Linked DNA regions of Homo sapiens: region 1 is linked to region 2. Evidence: chromatin loops called from intact Hi-C (ENCODE). Cell type or tissue: heart left ventricle. All regions are shown on one strand. Links, peaks and the distances in the headings refer to the core of each region. The heading gives the core; the rest is flanking DNA.

Region 1 (8,669 bases), core at 2,735-5,234, 48 kb after region 2:
AGTCCAGATTTTTTATGGGTGCAATTGATGACTTATATTTGATACATTCTTCAGTTAGTTTGCATGATACATTTATGTTAGATAAAACTCTTGTAGGATATGTATGCCTTTACTAATATAATTTTGGCCAGGTGCGGTGACTCACGCCTGTAATCCCAGCTCTTTGGGAGGTGGATGGTTCACTTGAGGTCAGGAGTTCGAGACCAGCCTGGCCAACATGGAGAAACCCTGTCTCTACTAAAAATACAAAAATTAGCCAGGTGTGGTGGTGCATGCCTGTAGTCCCAGCTACTCGGGAGGCTGAGGCAGGAAAATTGCTTGAACCCAGGAGGCAGAGGTTGCAGTGAGCCGAGATTGCACCACTGCACTCCAGCCTGGGCAACAGAGTGAGACCGTCTCAAGAAAAATCAAAACAAAACGCTAATTTTTTTTTTGTATTTTGTAGGTCCCCCATAATGTTCTATGATGCTTTTTTTTTTTTTAACCATTCTGCTTGTTTGAGGTTAACGTGTATAAAACTGGAAATATATTATTCTGAAAGAGATCAGATCATAGACATTCTGGCTAAGTGATCCTTTATTGTAAAATTATTTTACAAGAAAATCTTCTAAGATTCTAAGCAAGAGAGGCGAGTCAACATGGATGGTTCATACTTGCAGATTCATAAGCATAAAGACAGAAAAAGATGGCAGGATGATAGCACATTGAGGTGCTCTCAAGTGTACAGATTCAATATATCTTCCTTATCCTTCCAAAAATGAGTTTATTATTTGCCAGCTGCGACAACTCTTCCCAAATGCCACCCCAGTTTCTATCCATCTCTCTTTTTCATTTACAATTACATTCTTTATCTGATCCACAGGCTTAAATCTTTTTCCGAGACATCTTTTTTTTTTTTTTTTTTTTTTTTAACTGACATTTGTCTAATTTGGATTCAGGAATTCTGTTTCAATCACAGCAATTTTACATTCTAAATAATCCCATATGTGCATCATCATATACAGAACCTCATACAAAGTCCATTTTCCATATGTAATATTTAATCAGACACAATATCTTCCCATCTTAGGAGGATATACTTTTTGGTCTTTTTGTACTTTTTTTTGGTCTTGATCCATGTGGCCCATTAGACTCTACATTAATTTTTATTTTCCACTTCTTGAATATACAATGATATATCAAGATCGAGTGTTGGAGAGTAATTAGTATTGTTTCTAATTCTAAGGGATACAGAGGCTGACAGATACCCCCTTCTATATCTGAAGTTCATAGTGGCTTTGTCTATAGTGTCTTGCTGCTAATGTTGCATAGCAAATGTTTAACAAAATATCCCAAACTTCCAAACACACTAGGAAAGATTAAAGGCCTTTGTAAGTAGAGTTGCATTTTGGGTAATGAGAAACTGTGAGGCCAATGGCTTTTAAAATATGATTGTGAGATTACTGAGGTTGTGACTTATAGACGGCTGAAGGAAATGTCAAGCTAGAGAATTTTTTCCCATTGCCTCTTCAAATGTCAAATACAGATATGGCCATGGATTTTAATTTATTTCATTTTTTTCAGACAAGATTTCACTCTGTCACCCAGGCTGGAGTGTAGTGGCGTGATCTTGGCACACTGCACCTTCCACCTCTTGGGTTCAAGTGATTCTCCTGCCTCAGCCTCCCAAGTAGCTGGGATTATAGGTGTGCACCACCACACCTGGCTAATTGGTGTGTTTTTAGTAAAGATGCCATTTCACCATGTTGGACAGGCTGGTCTAGAACTCCTGGCCTCAAGTAATCCACCCGTCTTGGTCTCCTAAAGTGCTGGATTATAGGCGTGAGCCACCACACTTGGCCTGGCCATGGATATTTTTGATGCTGTCAAAGATGGTGGAATGACTGGATTCACTATTTCATAGACAATATGGAATGTCTGTTATGTGGCAGGCACTGTACTAGGTCTTGTGCATACCAGAAGGGGTCCCTGCATGCACACTGCCCAAAGCAACCTTACTGTCTGTTGAGTGAGTGGGGAACAGGACAAAGAGCGGACATGTCAGCAAGTGATATAACACAGTGTAGGAGGAGCTCTCCTTTAGGTCTCTACAAAGTGCTGTGGGATACACGAATGTTCAGAGCAGCAATTTCATGATAGCCAAAAAGTTGAAACAACCCAATTGTCCATCAGCTGATGAGTAGAACAAAATGTGGTATATCCATGCAATGGAAGATACTTGGCAATAAAGAGGAGCAAAGTACTAATACATGGTATGACATGAATGAACCTTGAACACATGGTTAAGTGAAAGAAGCCAGTTTCAAAGATTATATGCTGCATGATTCCATTTATATGAGATGTCCGTAATAGATAAATCTATAGAAACAAAAAGTAGATTGGTGGCTGCTTAGGGCTGACAGTAAAGTGAGGGAGAAAGAATGGGAGGGTGACAGCTAAGGGAAGTAGGATTTCTTTTTGGAGTAATGAAATGTTCTTAAATTGATTGTGGTGATAGATGCTCAACTCTGAATATTCTAAAAGCCATTAAGTTATGCACTTTAAATGAGTGAACTGCATGGTATATGAATGACACCTCAATTAAGCTGTTAAAAATGCTGTGGGAGCAAAGAAATGCGTGATCGTTGCCAATGTCATGGGGATGGGAACAATATTTACAGAACGCATGTTCCTCTAGACAGCCTGCCGGTGAGTGCCCTTACCCCCATTTTCAGAGAATAGAACTTGTCCCTGGTCTCAGGGCAGAGACTGGGCATAGTCCCCCATCTGTAGGAAGCAGTAAACACTCTTCCTTACCATACTTGCATACAGAGGAGGTAATATTTATGCTCCTCCTTTAAGTATCAGAGTTAATGAGGGACGGGTGACCAGAGAGGGACATTCCGGCAGAGAGGCATATGGTCAGGGTCCTGGTGGGAAAGAGATGGCACATGTGATCTGGATAATTTGAGGAGAGATCAATAAAGTGACTACCTATAGAGGTATGGGAAGAGTTTAAGGGAACCAAAGTGGGGATGGTGGCAACGTGGAGCATTACCATCCCAGGCCTGAATGGGTGAGGTGAGGAAGCCATTGTAGGAACACAGAGAGGGTGGCTGTATATACAGGGCTGCCTTCCACAGGGGGACAGCCCAAATGACAACTGCCCGGATTCATTCTCCTCCTACCCTCTGATTTCTGCTGGTCACTTTCATTGGCTGTACCCAACAAGAAGCAAGAGGGCAAGAGAGCCCACTGATGTAATCCATACTGGTCAGCCTCATGGGACAGGGAAAGGCACAGAAGCTGGACCCACAGGGATGAATGGGAGGTAATCAGCACAGATAAGGAAGTATAAAGATAACGCATATTGTAGGACTGGTAAAGGTCCCATTGAGTCATTACACCATTGTAACGCGGTCTATGCTGATTATCATTCTTCTCCAAATTCTTGCCCTGAGACCATGTTTTTTTTTCTGGTAAATTTGAGAAGTGTCTTCCAGAAGCTTTTCTCAGTGGACTCCAAATCCTTTCATTCTTTTCGCAAGGCATTCCAGCCTCTCACTTTCCTGGTTCTTCGTAAGGCCCATGGTTGCTCTCAGTGCAGATCTCAGATAAGCCAGGCCCTCTAAGTCAGGTCAGGAAGCCCAAGGCCATCTTTGGGGGAACCAGTGCTCATCTTATTCAAGTAAATGAGCCCCCCAGTGCTGAGGAGGGTAGAAAACAATTCCCCTGGCAGGGAAAGTTCAGGAAGGAGGGTTTGTAAGTCTATGGGGATCCATTTATGTCTGCCACCAGGGGGCAGGTGGACCCATTTTTAGGACTACTCTAGAAAAGTGTTTTGCTAGAGTCTTCCAAGAACAGAGGCAGAGAAAAATGGGGACTTGGAAAAGAAACAGGGTTTTTGTTTTGTTTTTCTCTTGCTTCTAAAGTTGTTCTCGGATCAAGGAAAGTGTACAGAAACCAAAAAACTCTCCTGCTAGAAATAAACAGCTAGGCCACTGAAGTGTTCTTCATTGACGTTGGTAAATTTCTTCAAGTCCCCATTGGATCTCTCCTTCATCTTTGCAGACTAAGAAGTGAGAGTTTGTACCGGAGATAGCTTGACCTAGGATCACAGGCCATATGAACAAGGCTGTCGGAGACCAAAGCGTCGAACAGATACTCGTTTATTGGTTTATAATAAGAAACATGTTGGGGAGATAAGGCAGCTGCCAAGGCTTGATTAGGACATTCTTTTGTTCAAAAAAACTTCATGGGAAACCAAAGCATAATCAGAAGATGACTGGGAATGAGAATAAAGTGAAGCTGGTTGTATGACTGGAAGTTTACTGCTTAGGTCTGCTGTGTCTAGCCTCAAAGCAGAGATTTTTGTGATAGTTGAAAGGGCAGCCTGCTCCTTAGATGACACTGAGATGGAAAGCTCCAATACTGCCCCGTGACTCTCTTCTCTCTGTTGCTGAGCACTCGTGTTTAGTGTTAAGTATTCTCTCTCTTTCATCTATCTAATCTAATCTAATCTTTGTGTCTATCATCTATGCACTATCTACCAACGATATATCTATCATCAATTGATCTATCATCTATTGATTATCAATCATCTATCAACCATCTATCTACCAACAATCTGTCATAATTGATTTATCATCTTTCAATCATCCATCCATCCTGCCAACAAGTCGGGCATATTTTAATGTTAGGGCCTGTGAGTCATTTTGGGTCTTTAAGATGAATTCATAGATCGTTGCTCCAGTTCCTGTATCTTGATTTACAGTTTGACTCTCAGAGGAGGACCTTCACTTCTTCTGGGTAGTTGTACCTTTGGATAACTGAGAGGCCAGAACACTCAGATTGAGGATGCGCTGAACATGTATGATAGAATAGGTACAAACTGAACACTCAGTTTAGACCACAGGGTGAAGGTATGAGAATCTAACACCTGCTGGTGAGGTCTGAGGATAGGAAGACACCACATCCCTCAAGGATTAGGTAAGATACTATTTAAAAGAATGGACTTCAGTGAGTTTTTTTATTTATCTGAGCTGTCTCAAAATTTAAGCCTTTGTCATCTCATTCTGAGATTTATGCATACAATGATGACTGTTGGGTTGTCCAGAATAATCACTTTCAAAGTGTCTTGAGAAATGCTAGAGTTAAATAAAGATATGCTGTAGATCAGGGTTGACAAACAATAGCCCAAGGCCTGAATCCAGCCTGCTGCCAGCTTTTGTAGATAAAGTTTTATTGGAACACAACTACACCCATCTATTCACATATTGCCTATGGCTGCTTTCTCACCACAACAGCAGAGTTGAGAGGTTGTCACAATGAATGAGTGGCCCATAAAGGCTAGACTAGGGGCTAGCTGGCCCTTTACAGAAAACAATTGCTGAACCCTGCTGTGGAGGAAAGAATACAAGCTTTTAAGCTAGATATTTTCTAGCTGCCTGACATGAGGCAAGTTTTTGCCTCTGTATGTCTCCATTTTACCATCTGTAAATGAGAATAATTATATCTACTTTTAAGTTAGGTTTAGATGAAATAACTTATTTAAAACATCTACCATATAAGGCTCTCAGGAAATTATTATTAATAAATGGGAAAACTTTACCCAAACCTCTGTGGCAGAGTTAACATGAAGACACGTACATTTGAAACAATAACCATGGCAGTAAGTTTGACTGGGAGCAACTGTTCAACACAACTCTGTAGGAATACACCGATTTTTTATAACTGTGCTGCCTAATATGGTAGCCACATGTGGTTTCTGAGCACTTGAAATGTAGGTAGTCCAAATTGAGATATGCTAGAAACATAAAATACACATCAGACTTCAAAGGCTTAGTATGAAAAAAATGTATATGAAAAAATTTCATATCGATGATCTTGAATATAGAGGCTGGAAAAAATTATTTCATATTGATTATATACTAAAAGATAACATTTCAGATACACTGGGTTGAGTAAACTATATTATTAAGTTTAATTTCTCCTGTTTCTTTTTACTTCTTTTTTTATCTTGGCTACTGAAATTTAAAAATCACATTTGTGGTATGTATTATATTTCTATTAGGACTGTTTTAGAAGAAAGGAATGTTAGTTACACAACCACTAAGAAGTTAGTTTTGGGAAATCTTTGCCGCCTAATAAACAAGTATAGCTGGAAAATCACGGTTGCAAATGTAAACGGAGACATTTTATTTAGAAGTTGAAGGAATGATTTCTCATAAAAGGATGTAACTTCTTTGGAAACAGATGTTGGTTGTGCCATCTTCATGTTTCCCAGGGAAGAGTCAGGCATGTATTAGGTGCTCAGTGACTGTTGAATTGAATTGACAGAGATAAGGGAAAGGCAGATTCATCAGAAGAGGAAATGAGGCCAGAAGAAAAGTCAGTGAGCCTCACTCTGTCTTGCTAAAAGAAAGAACGGGTCTGGGGCTTTAACAGATTTAAGTCTAAGAGGAGATGTCTTAAGAGTCAGGATTTAAGGCCCTGGAGAGAGAGCCATTCTGTATAGAACTGGAAACTCCCAATAACTCAAATCTGGATTGGGGAGGCAGTTTCCAAACGCAGGGCCATCCAAGTGGAGTCAGGAGCCTTAATGCCAATCACAGCCCTGGGATAGGCCGAGGAGGCTCATTGTTCACTCACTCAAGAACTGATGAAGTGCCTGTTATGTACCAGGCACAATGCTAGGTGCTGAGGACATAGAGTTGAAAGGATATGGTCTCTATCTTCAAGGAGCTTACAGTTTAAAGGGAGGCAGACGTGGTCATTTACAGTATGAAGTGGCCATTGCTTACACAATTATACTTAATGAATACCCATATTCCATTTTAAGATATAAGAATCTATAACCATTTTGAAAATTAGTGATATATGAGGAAGAAACACTCCAACCCAATATGCAGTGTTTCAGCAGCCCTTATAGCGCCATTCACTTAAGCAATTCACAGTCTTCACAATCTTTGTTCATTCTGTGTGTCCTCAGCATGATAAACATTTGGGGCTAATAAGCTAGTTTTTTTTTTTTCTTTAACTTACATACTAGGGCTTTCAACAGTAGAGTTTGATGTTTACAGCTTTGATTAGTTGAATTGTAGACTTATTGTGGTGGTTGGGACCATCATTCAATATACTTGCTCCCCCTGTGGTTGGAATACACCTTCCTGCATCATTGAGTTTGGCTTGGCCATGTGACTTGCTTTGGCCAAAGGAAGGCTAGCAGACTTGAGGTGAAGAGAGGCCTTAAATCTGCTTGTGTGACTTAGCTTGGCTTTTGCACTTTGTTACTCCCGTGGAAAGAAAAAGCCCTAAGAAGCCACTGGTCCAAGAAGAAGACAAGTAGTAAAGATATGAATGAAACTCACAGCAGGAAATCCAGCCCAGCTGACCTACAGCTTAAAGCAAAGCCACTCTCTGGGCCCAGCCTAGACAAGCCAAACTGCAGTGGACCTGCAGACCCAAGAACATGAGAATAAATGTTTGTGGTTGTAGAAACTTTGAGTTTTGGGGTGATTTGTTGTGCAGTGCTATTTTGGCAATAATTGTGTAATACACTCATCAGGAGTCAGTTATGTTTGTTCCTAATCCTTTTTAGACTGATTGAATGTTTATTATATTCATATAATTTAATGAAACATTACACACACTAATGGAATATGAGTGCAAAAACAAAGAGGTTTGTTTTTCTAGATAAATCTTGTTCTATGTTTAATTTTTAAAATCTTTGTTGGGTTTTGGTGTTAAATGTGACGTTGGACTCCTAAAATGAATCAAAGAGTTTTCTATCTTTTTCTACTGGCTGAAATAGTTAAAATTATATTGGTTTTATATATTTTGAAAACATGAACCTATGTTGTCCTAAAGCCTTGTACAAGAGTAGACATTTAATCATCTTATTTTTCCATCATAATGGTTTATTCAAGTTTTCCATTTTGGGGGGTGGTTTTGGTAATAAACACATTTCTAGAAAATCATTCATTTACTAAAAGTTTAAAAAATATTTATGGTAGTATTTTCTTATAATATTTTTAAGCATTCTGAATCTTGCATATATAATTTCCCTGTTCTTTTTTTGTTTAATCAAACTTGTAAAAGGTTTTCCAGTTTTTGGAATTTTTACTTATCCTACTTTTGGTTATTTATATATTTTCTATAATTTTTTGTTATTTCATTAATCAGAGCATGTAATTTTTAAACTTTAAGTTCCAGAGTACATATGCAGGATGTGCAGGTTTGTTACATAGGTAAATGTGTGCCATGGTGGTTTGCTGTACCTGTCAACCCATCACCAAGGTATTAAGCCCAGCACGCATTAGCTATTTTTCCTAATGTTCTCCCTCCCCTGACCTTACCTCTTGACAAGCCTCAGGGTGTGTTTTTCCCCTCCCTGTGTCCATGTGTTCTCACTGTTCAGCTCCCAGTTATCCATGAGAACAGGGCATGTAATTTTAATTGCTCTTTTCTAAATTCTATTTCAGTCTTAATAGGTTGTATGTTTCTAGGAATTTATTCATTTCTTCTAGGTTATATGATGTGTTGGTGTATAAATGCTTATAGTAGCCTATTATGATCCTTTGAATTTCTGTGTTATTGGTTATAATATTTCCTCTTTCAGTTTTGATTTTGACTCTTCTTTTAGTCTAGATAAAGCTTTGTCAATTTTGTTTATCTTTTCAAAAAAGAAA
Region 2 (8,669 bases), core at 4,188-6,687:
GAGCTCAGGTGATCTATCCGCCTCGGCCTCCCAAAATGATGGGATTACAGGTGTGAGCCACCGCATCCTGCCACAAGACCTTTTCTTACAACAACCCATTGAAAGTCAAGGTCATATATACAGGGGTCCATGATTTTAGGGGTTAAGGAAAGTTTTTATGGCAGCACAAGTTACTTTGGAAGGGTCTACAGAATATTTTGCTATTGATATAAACAGAATATTGTAATTCTTGGACAGATGACTCAGTAATTCTGCTTCTACAAATCTATCTTGAAGAAATAATTGTGGGCAAAGATTTATATACCAAAGCATTTACTTGTCATTACTTAGCCCATTCCTTAAACATGTATTCGGTATTATTTCTATGGTGACAGGCTGTATTCTAGTGTGGACATGCAATGGTGATGTAAAAGCTCATAGAGCCTATAGTCCAGTCTAGTGGCATTGCTCTAACTAATGGCATTGTCATTGCATAGATAAACACAGTTGTGTGTGAGAGAAGTAGTAGAATCCCTAGCATCTGACAATACCTGTTTTAGTCTGTTTTGGATTGCTCTAAAAAATACCTGAGGCTGGGTAATACATAAAGAAAAGAGGTGTATTTTGGCTCATGGTTCTACAGAGTGTACAAGAAGCATAATGCCAGCATTTGCTTCTGGTGAGGTCCTTAAGAAACTTACAGTCATGGCAGAAGGTGAAGGGGAGCAGGTCTGTCACACGGCACAGGAGAGAGAAAGAGAGATGTCAGGTTCTTTTAAACAACCAGCTCTCACATGAGCTAACAGAAGAACTCACTCATTCCCAAGGGTTTCACCCCGTGACCAAAACACCTCCTACTAAGCTCCACCTCTAACATTGGGGATCACATTTTAACATAATATTTGGAGGGGACAATATCCAAACTATATCAGCATGGAACCAATAGTTGCTTTATTGCAATTAAAGTGAAGAACCAAGGCAACTTGCTCTTGGCAAGCTGAGATGGAGGTAGACGTGTGCATGCATTTCAGGAAGTACTGTATTAGATTGAAGGGTCCAGTGGGCATCAACAGAATGATTTACACAAGGGATAGAGAATGCTGGTTCTCCTGGAGCATGGTTAGGTGAAGGTGGGTTCAAAGTTCTACAGGGAAGCAAATGCATTGATGCCCTTCCCAGATCCTCTGGTCTCTATTCTATTACGTGCCAACAGAGTCCTCTGCAGATATTGCATCTGCAGAGGACTCTGCAAAGATTGAAATGTGGAGGCAGAGATTGCATCTCTGCAGTATCTGTGCCTCTCCACCAAAGGGCCTGCTCTGCCCCATGCACAGGGGACAAGCTAGAAATGCTGAAGAGTTCCTAATGCCAGGAGCATCATTCAGCCAATGGCAAGTGGCAGTTGGAGGATACTACCGCTGCATCCTTGCCTCTTAGGGGAAAGACTCCGACATATGTTCTATGTTGTCTCAAAGACTTTCCCGGTAGAACTCAGCCCCAGTTGTACATGGCAGTGGCCTACTCAGTAACAGAACCCTTTATTGGCCACCTTCCATTCCCTGATTAATTTTTCCACTGTCCTTCTGATGCTTCCTTAAAACTACTAGCACTCGGCTGGGCGCAGTGGCTCACGCCTGTAATCCCAGCACTTTGGGAGGCCGAGGCAGGCGGATCACAAGGTCAGGAGTTCAAGACCAGCCTGGCCAATATGGTGAAACCCCGTCTCTACTGAAAATACGAAAATAAGCCAGGTGTGGTGGCAGGCGCCTATAGTCCCAGCTACTCAAGAGGCTGAGGCAGGAGAATTGCTTGAACCCAGGAGGTGGAGGTTGCAGTGAGCTCAGATCGCGCCACTGCACTCCAGCGTAGGCAACAGAGCGAGACTCCATCTCAAAAACAAAAAACAAAAAACAAACAAACAACAACAACAAAAAAAACAAAAAACTATTGGCACTCAAATTCTTAAGATTTGCTTCTAGTGGAACCCAATGATCTTTATAAACAGAAAAATTAAACATAGTCAATTTCAGTTAATAGATAACAGTGGATTGGCTACTTGGAAACTCTGTCCCGCTTTCACGTTTTTGGTCCCCAAACTCAGTTCATGGATCCTACTGCGTAGCCAAGTGCAGCAGCTATATGAGAGTGGGCCGTCACCGAACAGGCTCTTCACGCAGAAGCTGCCATGGCATGGCTGTCTTTGGGAGGCCTCAGGTGCGTCTAGACTTGCCAGAGGGACTTAAGAAGGGAGTGATGGTGTTGGTGTGAGACATGGGAAGGGAGGCTAGAGCCAGCCAGGCCAGGCTGGGATTCCTTTGACCTTGACTTATTGACAGATGGGAGCCATTTCTGTTGGCCTTGTAATTGTACATTGGAGATTTTTGTGGCATCAGTGAGTGTGCGTTAGTGGAGTGGGTAAGATTCCAGGCCTAGAGTCAGACCAGCAGTGGGTCTGACACCTGGAGTTGTATGTCCACACTTACCTTATACATGCATATATGTGTGTGTGTGTTTGTTTGTGTGTGTGTGTGTGTGTGTGTGTGTGTGTGTGTGTGTGTATGTATAATTCAAAATATAATTTTGCAGTTTGCAGGTTATCAGGCCTAGAAAATGTGGCTGGCTCATCTCCAAAATATATATTTACAGAGAGATAAGACCCATGAGCATGGGAAAAAGACCTATTTTCTTCAAAGAAAATTTTCAGTATTGAAAATTTCAAATATACACAAAAGTAGAAGAATAATGTCATGAATCCCTAAATATTCATCACCCAGCTTCAGCAGTTATCAATATCTTACCAATCCCGTTTTGTCAATGTAGCCCTCAGCAATTTTTTTTTTTGTGTAGAATTTTGAAGCAAATTCCAGGCAACAAGTCATTTCTGCTGTTATTTTCAGTTTGCATGGTAATGGATTTAGGCTCATTCTTCTTCACGCCTAAGACCCTCTCTGTAGGCTGAAGACGCTCTCTGTAGGGCCCGAGGACTGTCATCTGTGCCGGGCTGTGGAGTCCTGTTTGCCCCCTCCCACAGCCCTGGGCACCCCCCTGCTTGCAACCCCTGCTTTCCTCCTGGGGTCATTGTTTGCAGCGATGTTTCAAGGTTGTACCTCACTTATATCCAGGTACCTGCCACCTGCTTCTCTAGACTTACCTGGTGTAATTCATGCTGAGTGCCTGTCGCGTCTCAGGGAAGGCGCTGCTGCCTCCACATTTCACAATAAATATCTTTTTAAATGGCCTGGTGTTCAGGCTCGTTTCTCATTTCCAAGGAGGCTTTTGACTGATGACCTGAAGAATTGCTTCCCCGTGACTGACAGGCTAATGCAGTATCGCAGCTTTCCCAACTGTCTCCCTCCAGGAGGCTGGGTGGGAGCTGTGACTTCCAAGTGCCACCGGCTGCCTCCAACAGAGGTGTTTGCCCCCAGCTACTGCCTGCTCTCCTCTGCCCTTGCAGGCTGCTGGCTGCTGGTCAGTAAGTCAGCTCCATCCTGGGGTGCTCCAATAGGATACATTTTCTCAGGCAATAGACGTGAAAGGCCTCCAAGGTGAAGGGGAATTGGGCTTTCTGCCTACTGGACTCTGTGAATGCTATCACTGGAGTCTGGAGGCAGCCCTCAAAGGCACAGTTCGGTAAAGACTTTGGACTCCACCGCACGCAAAACCTGTACAAAGGATTCTGGTTAGAATTCTGTCTTGGCACAAAGGCCCTGAGCTGTCAGGGCCGGTCATAGGCCCTAGGCACTCTTACTTTGTGAAGCCCCTTCTTACATTGATCATAATTAAAAGTACCCACATCCCACGTGACATGTAATTCGTACAAAAACACTGAGTTGCAAATGACTCAAATGCAGTTGACATTCTGTAGACATTAAAGTAAACATCTATTAGGCTTGCATTCCAAGTTACATTCTCAATGTACGTATGCATCTGTTAACTTGGTATTTTAGGGGACGTTCTTTTTAAAATTATTATTATTATTTTTTGAGATGGAATCTTGCTCTGTTGCCCGGGCTGGAGTGCAGTGGTGCAATCAGGGATTACTGCAACCTCCGCCTCCCAGGTTCAAGTGATTGTCCTGCCTCAGCCTTCCGAGCAGCTGGGATTACAGGTGCCCACCACCACACATGGCTAATTTTTGTATTTTTAGTAGAGATGTGGTTTCACCATGTTGGCCAGACTGGTCTTGAACTCCCAACCTCAAATGATCCTCCCACCTGTGCCTCCCAAAGTGCTGGGATTACAGGCGTGAGCCACCATGCCCTGCCGAATTGTGCATTTCAAATGAGTGAATTGTATGGTATGTGGATTATATCTCAATAAAGCTGTTTTAAACAATCCTAGCTCTACCACTTATTAGTTGCCTGACCTTGGGCAAATAACTAATCACTTCAGTGCCTTAGTTTTCTCATCTTTAAAATGGGGACCATCACGGCATCCACTATATCAGTGTCCTGGGGCTGCCATAACAAATAACCCCAAACTGGGTGGCTTGAGATGGCAGGCATGTGTTCTTTCACAGTTCTGGTGGCCAGAAGTCGGAAATCAAGGTATCAGCAGGTCTGTGTTCTCTCCAAAGTCTCTGGGAAGGAACCTGTTCCATGCCTCTCCCAGTGTCTGGTGGTGGCTGGCAGTCCTTGTCACTCCTCGACTTGTAGAGGCGTCACTCCAATCCCTCCCTCTGCCATCACATGTCCTTCTTCCCTGTGTGTCTTTGTCCCAATACCCCTTTCCTTCCAAGGATACCAGTCATTGGATTAGGGCCCACCAGAATCCAGTATGACCTCATCTTAATGTAGTTACATTTGCAAAGATCTTATTTCCAAATAAGGTCACATTCACCAATTCCAGGCAGACAAGAATCTCACAGGGGATACTGTTCAACACAGTATACCCCCTAAAAGGTTGCTTTTTCTTATGTTCCGCCACCATGAGACAGTAAAGTCCTCTTACCCCCCCTAGGTGGTTCACATTAGGGTTTTTTTTTTTTTTTTTTCACTTGTAGGTAAGAAACTTGACTAAAACAGGGGCAAAGGCACTCTTTCCTCAGAGGAGCAAGATGGGAGAAATGTGACCAGGTCCAGTCCGAGACATCCCTGCAGACCTTTGCAACTAGGTCTGGGGTGCAGATGTGGGTCAGGGCGGTTCCATTTGTGAGTCTTTTCAAGGTAGACAACACTGGGCTTGTAGAGGGGAGAGGAAATGAGTCCCTAATCTGAGGAGGAACCTGGACTCTGTTATGAAGCCTCTTTCTAGACAGTTGCCTACATGGCAACGAGGCTCTCAGCAAGCAGTTGTTGATTGACACATTGTCCCAAACAGGCTGTCCTGTCAGAAGTCCCGGAATGACACTCCTTCCAGTTCCGTCCAGTGGCCGGCCTCGACAATGTTGCTCCGAAGACAGCACAGAAATTGCCCGTGGCCACTCGGAGACTACAGGAAGGCAATGGCTGCACTCAAAGATAAAAGGTCCACTCAGCAGCTTCAAAAACATTTTGTTCTCTCCCAGCCAAGTTTCTGTTCTGCTAGGAGTTTTTACTTGTTACCTAGAAGCGGCCAGTGCCCAAGGGAATGATGCTGTCTAAACTTCCTCCTATTTACTGGCCTCTCCAACCCCTCCCACTGCCGCTGGGAGACTAGTGCTTCCCAGGAGCCTTTGAGGCAGCCGTGCCTGCAGCCAGCCTCCAGCCACATCACCGCTGAGAACTCCATCCTATCAGATGGAGGCCCAGAGCTGGACGGCAGCCAGTCATAGCCACGAATGTTGGCACCGGGCTTAAATCCACATGGGCCTCCCGCCCGCCTGCAGTGGGTCCAGTCTGGTCTCCCTGCTCTGCTTCTCTCCCTGCTCTGGCCAAGTTGTGTGTGCAGAGTTTCTTGGTCCAAACCATACACTAACAGCTGGGATTTGTATTACTACATTGCATCCTTAGCTTTGTAGATACAGACTCTGGAAATGTCTGTAAGTTCATTTTTCTTTTGCACATTGATTAGTTTGATCCATTAACATGGGCACCCCATTTCAGAAATTCCAGAGCCCACTTTTGCTTGTCTGTGAGTGGAAGTGACCACTTGTCTTGTTGCCCAGAACTGGCTGGGAGCAGGGCCAAGATTCCCCCCTTAGACACACCACTCAGTGCGTGCAGCCATCTAAAATTCTCCAAAACCTCTGACTCATCCTCTTTCTCACTGTCATTCATTCATTCTAAGAATATTGAAATCTACTGTGTGCTAAGGGCACAGTGCTGAAAAAGAGACAACGGCCCTGCCAGCCTGGAGTATCCTTGGAGTCTAGTGCAGGGTAGGAATAAGTAAACAGTGTAACCCACTGAGGTAGGAGGAAAAGATAGGAGCACAGAAGAGGAACACCCGGCCCAGCCTTGGAAATTCAGGAAAGTTTCAGGAAGAAAGGCCATACACATCAGGCATACAAAATGTCAACATCAGGCAGCGGGGAATTGGTTGATGTTGGCATTAAACATGGCCTTAAGGTGCACCAAGTGCCTGTCATATGGGCAAATGCCGCAATTGCACCAGACATGAGGAAAATGGGGAAGGCATTGACTTGCTGGTTTTTCCATTTCTTGGTACAAAATCTCTTCATTGGCAGCCTTTAAAAATGAGGTGGCAGTGTCATGGACACAGGCAGGGGAACATCACACACAGGGGCCTGTTGGAGGGTGGGGGCAAAGGGGAGGGAGAGCATTAGGACAAATACTTAATGCGCGTGGGGCTTAAAACCTAGATGACAGGTTGATAGGTGCAGCAGACCACCGTGGCACATGTATACCTATGTGACAAACCTGTACGTTCAGCACATGTATCCCAGAACTTAAAGTAAAAAAAAAAAATGAGGTGGCAGTGAATTGCTTCTCACTCCTTTACTTCTAAGAGTCTGTACTTTGCAGAGTCAAGACTTTGTTCGATGTCCTAATGGATGAGTATATCACCATGGGGAAGCTCCAACTGAAACCCCTCGCAAGGTCCACCTCACCTATGCGCCCCCCTTCATGGACACCAACCATGGCCTTCCTGTGGGAGGAAAGCCTTAAAAATATGTGCTAGGCCAGATGTGGTGGCTGACACCCGTAATCCCAGCACTTTGGGAGGCCAGGGAGGGAGGATTGCCTGAGCCCAGGAGTTTGAGACCAGCCTGACAACATGCCGAGACCCTCATCTCTACAAAAAATAAAATTAAAAAGTTAGCTGGGTGTGGCCGGGTGCGGTGGCTCACGCCTGTGAACCCAGCACTTTGGGAGGCCGAGGCGGGTGGATCATGAGGTCAGGAGATCGAGACCATCCTGGCTAACACGTTGAAACCCCGTCTCTACTAAAAATACAAAAAAATTAGCTGGGCGTGGTGGTGGGTGCCTGTAGTCCCAGCTACTCGTGAGGCTGAGGCAGGAGAATGGCGTGAACCCAGGAGGTGGAGCTTGCAGTGAGCCAAGATCGCGCCACTGCACTCCAGCCTGGGCAACAGAGTGAGACTCCGTCTCAAAAAAAAAAAAAAAAAAAGGTAGCTGGGTGTGATGGTGTGCACCTGTGGTCCCAGCTACTCAGGAGGCTGAGGTCGGAGGATTGCTTGAGCCCTGGGAGGTTGAGGCTTCAGTGACCAGAGCTGCACCACAGCAGGGCAATAGAGGGAGACCCTGTCTCAAAAAAAAAAAGAAAAGAAAAGAAAAGAAAAATACATGTGCTGAGTGAGCGAGGGTGGGCAGACAGGGAAAAGAACACCGTTTCTTTTATATACAGGAAAACAAAGCACCAATAACTTTGAAAAATTTAGTTCAATTTGTGGTCATTTCAGGTGAATAACAGTAACATTGAGGGCCTAAGCTGTGGCAGGCGCTAAGTGCTTGCTGTTTGACCGCATTTGTCCACATAATTGTACTGTGAGGTAGGAACTATGCTCTCTTGAGTACAGATGGGGAAGGCAAGGCACGGGAGGTTGAGTAATTTGCTCACTGTCCCCAGAATGGCCAGGCAGGGGCAAGAACTCAGGGCACCTTGATTTGGAGTCTGGGCTCCTGACCACGCTGCCTTGCCACGGTCCCGTTTGTTCCTTGGTTTCTCACACTCAGGGAACTGAGGTCGCTGTAAGGCCTCTGGTTTGATTCATGGGGTTGAGAGAATGTTTGGTCTGGGGAATGAAAGTACGAGCAAAGAACATGGAGAGAGAGTTGTGTGTGCCCTGGCGCTTCACAGCTGCGCTGGTCGGTAGGCGAGGCTGCCAGCCTGTCCTTACAGCCTCTGTGCTCTTGCACATGGGGTTCATAACCCTCAGATATGAGTGGGTGGGTGGGGCTCACATCCAGCACAACTCCCTTTGTCAAATCCAAAGGGGGTGCCCTGTTCTGATTCTGCACAGGCACCCTCAGGGTGAACCCTGGCCTGCTCTGCTGTGTCCTGGAGTGGTGGCACCTCCCCTGTCCCTCAGTTTCCCTGCTGGCAGGCCCAGCTCTCCAGAACCTACTTTTGCCTCTGGGCCTGCCCCATTTCGAGTGGGAACTTTGGGGGACCACCATGGTTCTCTTCGGCCTACATCCTGCATGCCCACCCCAAGCTCACGCTCGGATGGCAGAATCTAACACCAGGAGTGGTTTCTGGTTTCTGGCCTTCCTGGAAGGGGGTTCCAGCAAGAGCAGAACGTTAGGGAAGAAAGAAGAATGGGAAAGAGAAGAGAGAGGAAGACT

What was found. Peaks named below come from ENCODE experiments on the same cell type or tissue, not always from the same donor. Only the 100,000 strongest peaks of a DNase experiment are listed, where the experiment ranks them.
Region 1: a loop joins it to region 2, with 7 times the contacts of the local background. A loop is called at or near these places in 1 of 110 quality-filtered maps.

Annotation. Positions count from the first base shown.
Region 1 is chr16:80,847,549-80,856,217 of GRCh38, reverse strand. The region is part of intron 1 of ARLNC1 (androgen receptor regulated long noncoding RNA 1); the gene reads left to right. Among named protein-coding and RNA genes, the nearest start is that of ARLNC1, 41 kb to the left of the region's middle. In heart left ventricle, for the core only: a CTCF peak has its summit at 3,766 (motif pointing right); no DNase peak of the experiment used is centred there.
Region 2 is chr16:80,897,449-80,906,117 of GRCh38, reverse strand. No RefSeq gene overlaps it. Among named protein-coding and RNA genes, the nearest start is that of ARLNC1, 9.2 kb to the right of the region's middle. In heart left ventricle, for the core only: no CTCF peak of the experiment used is centred there; DNase peaks (open chromatin) are centred at 5,677 and 6,117; H3K4me3 peaks cover 768 bases; H3K27ac peaks cover 1,015 bases.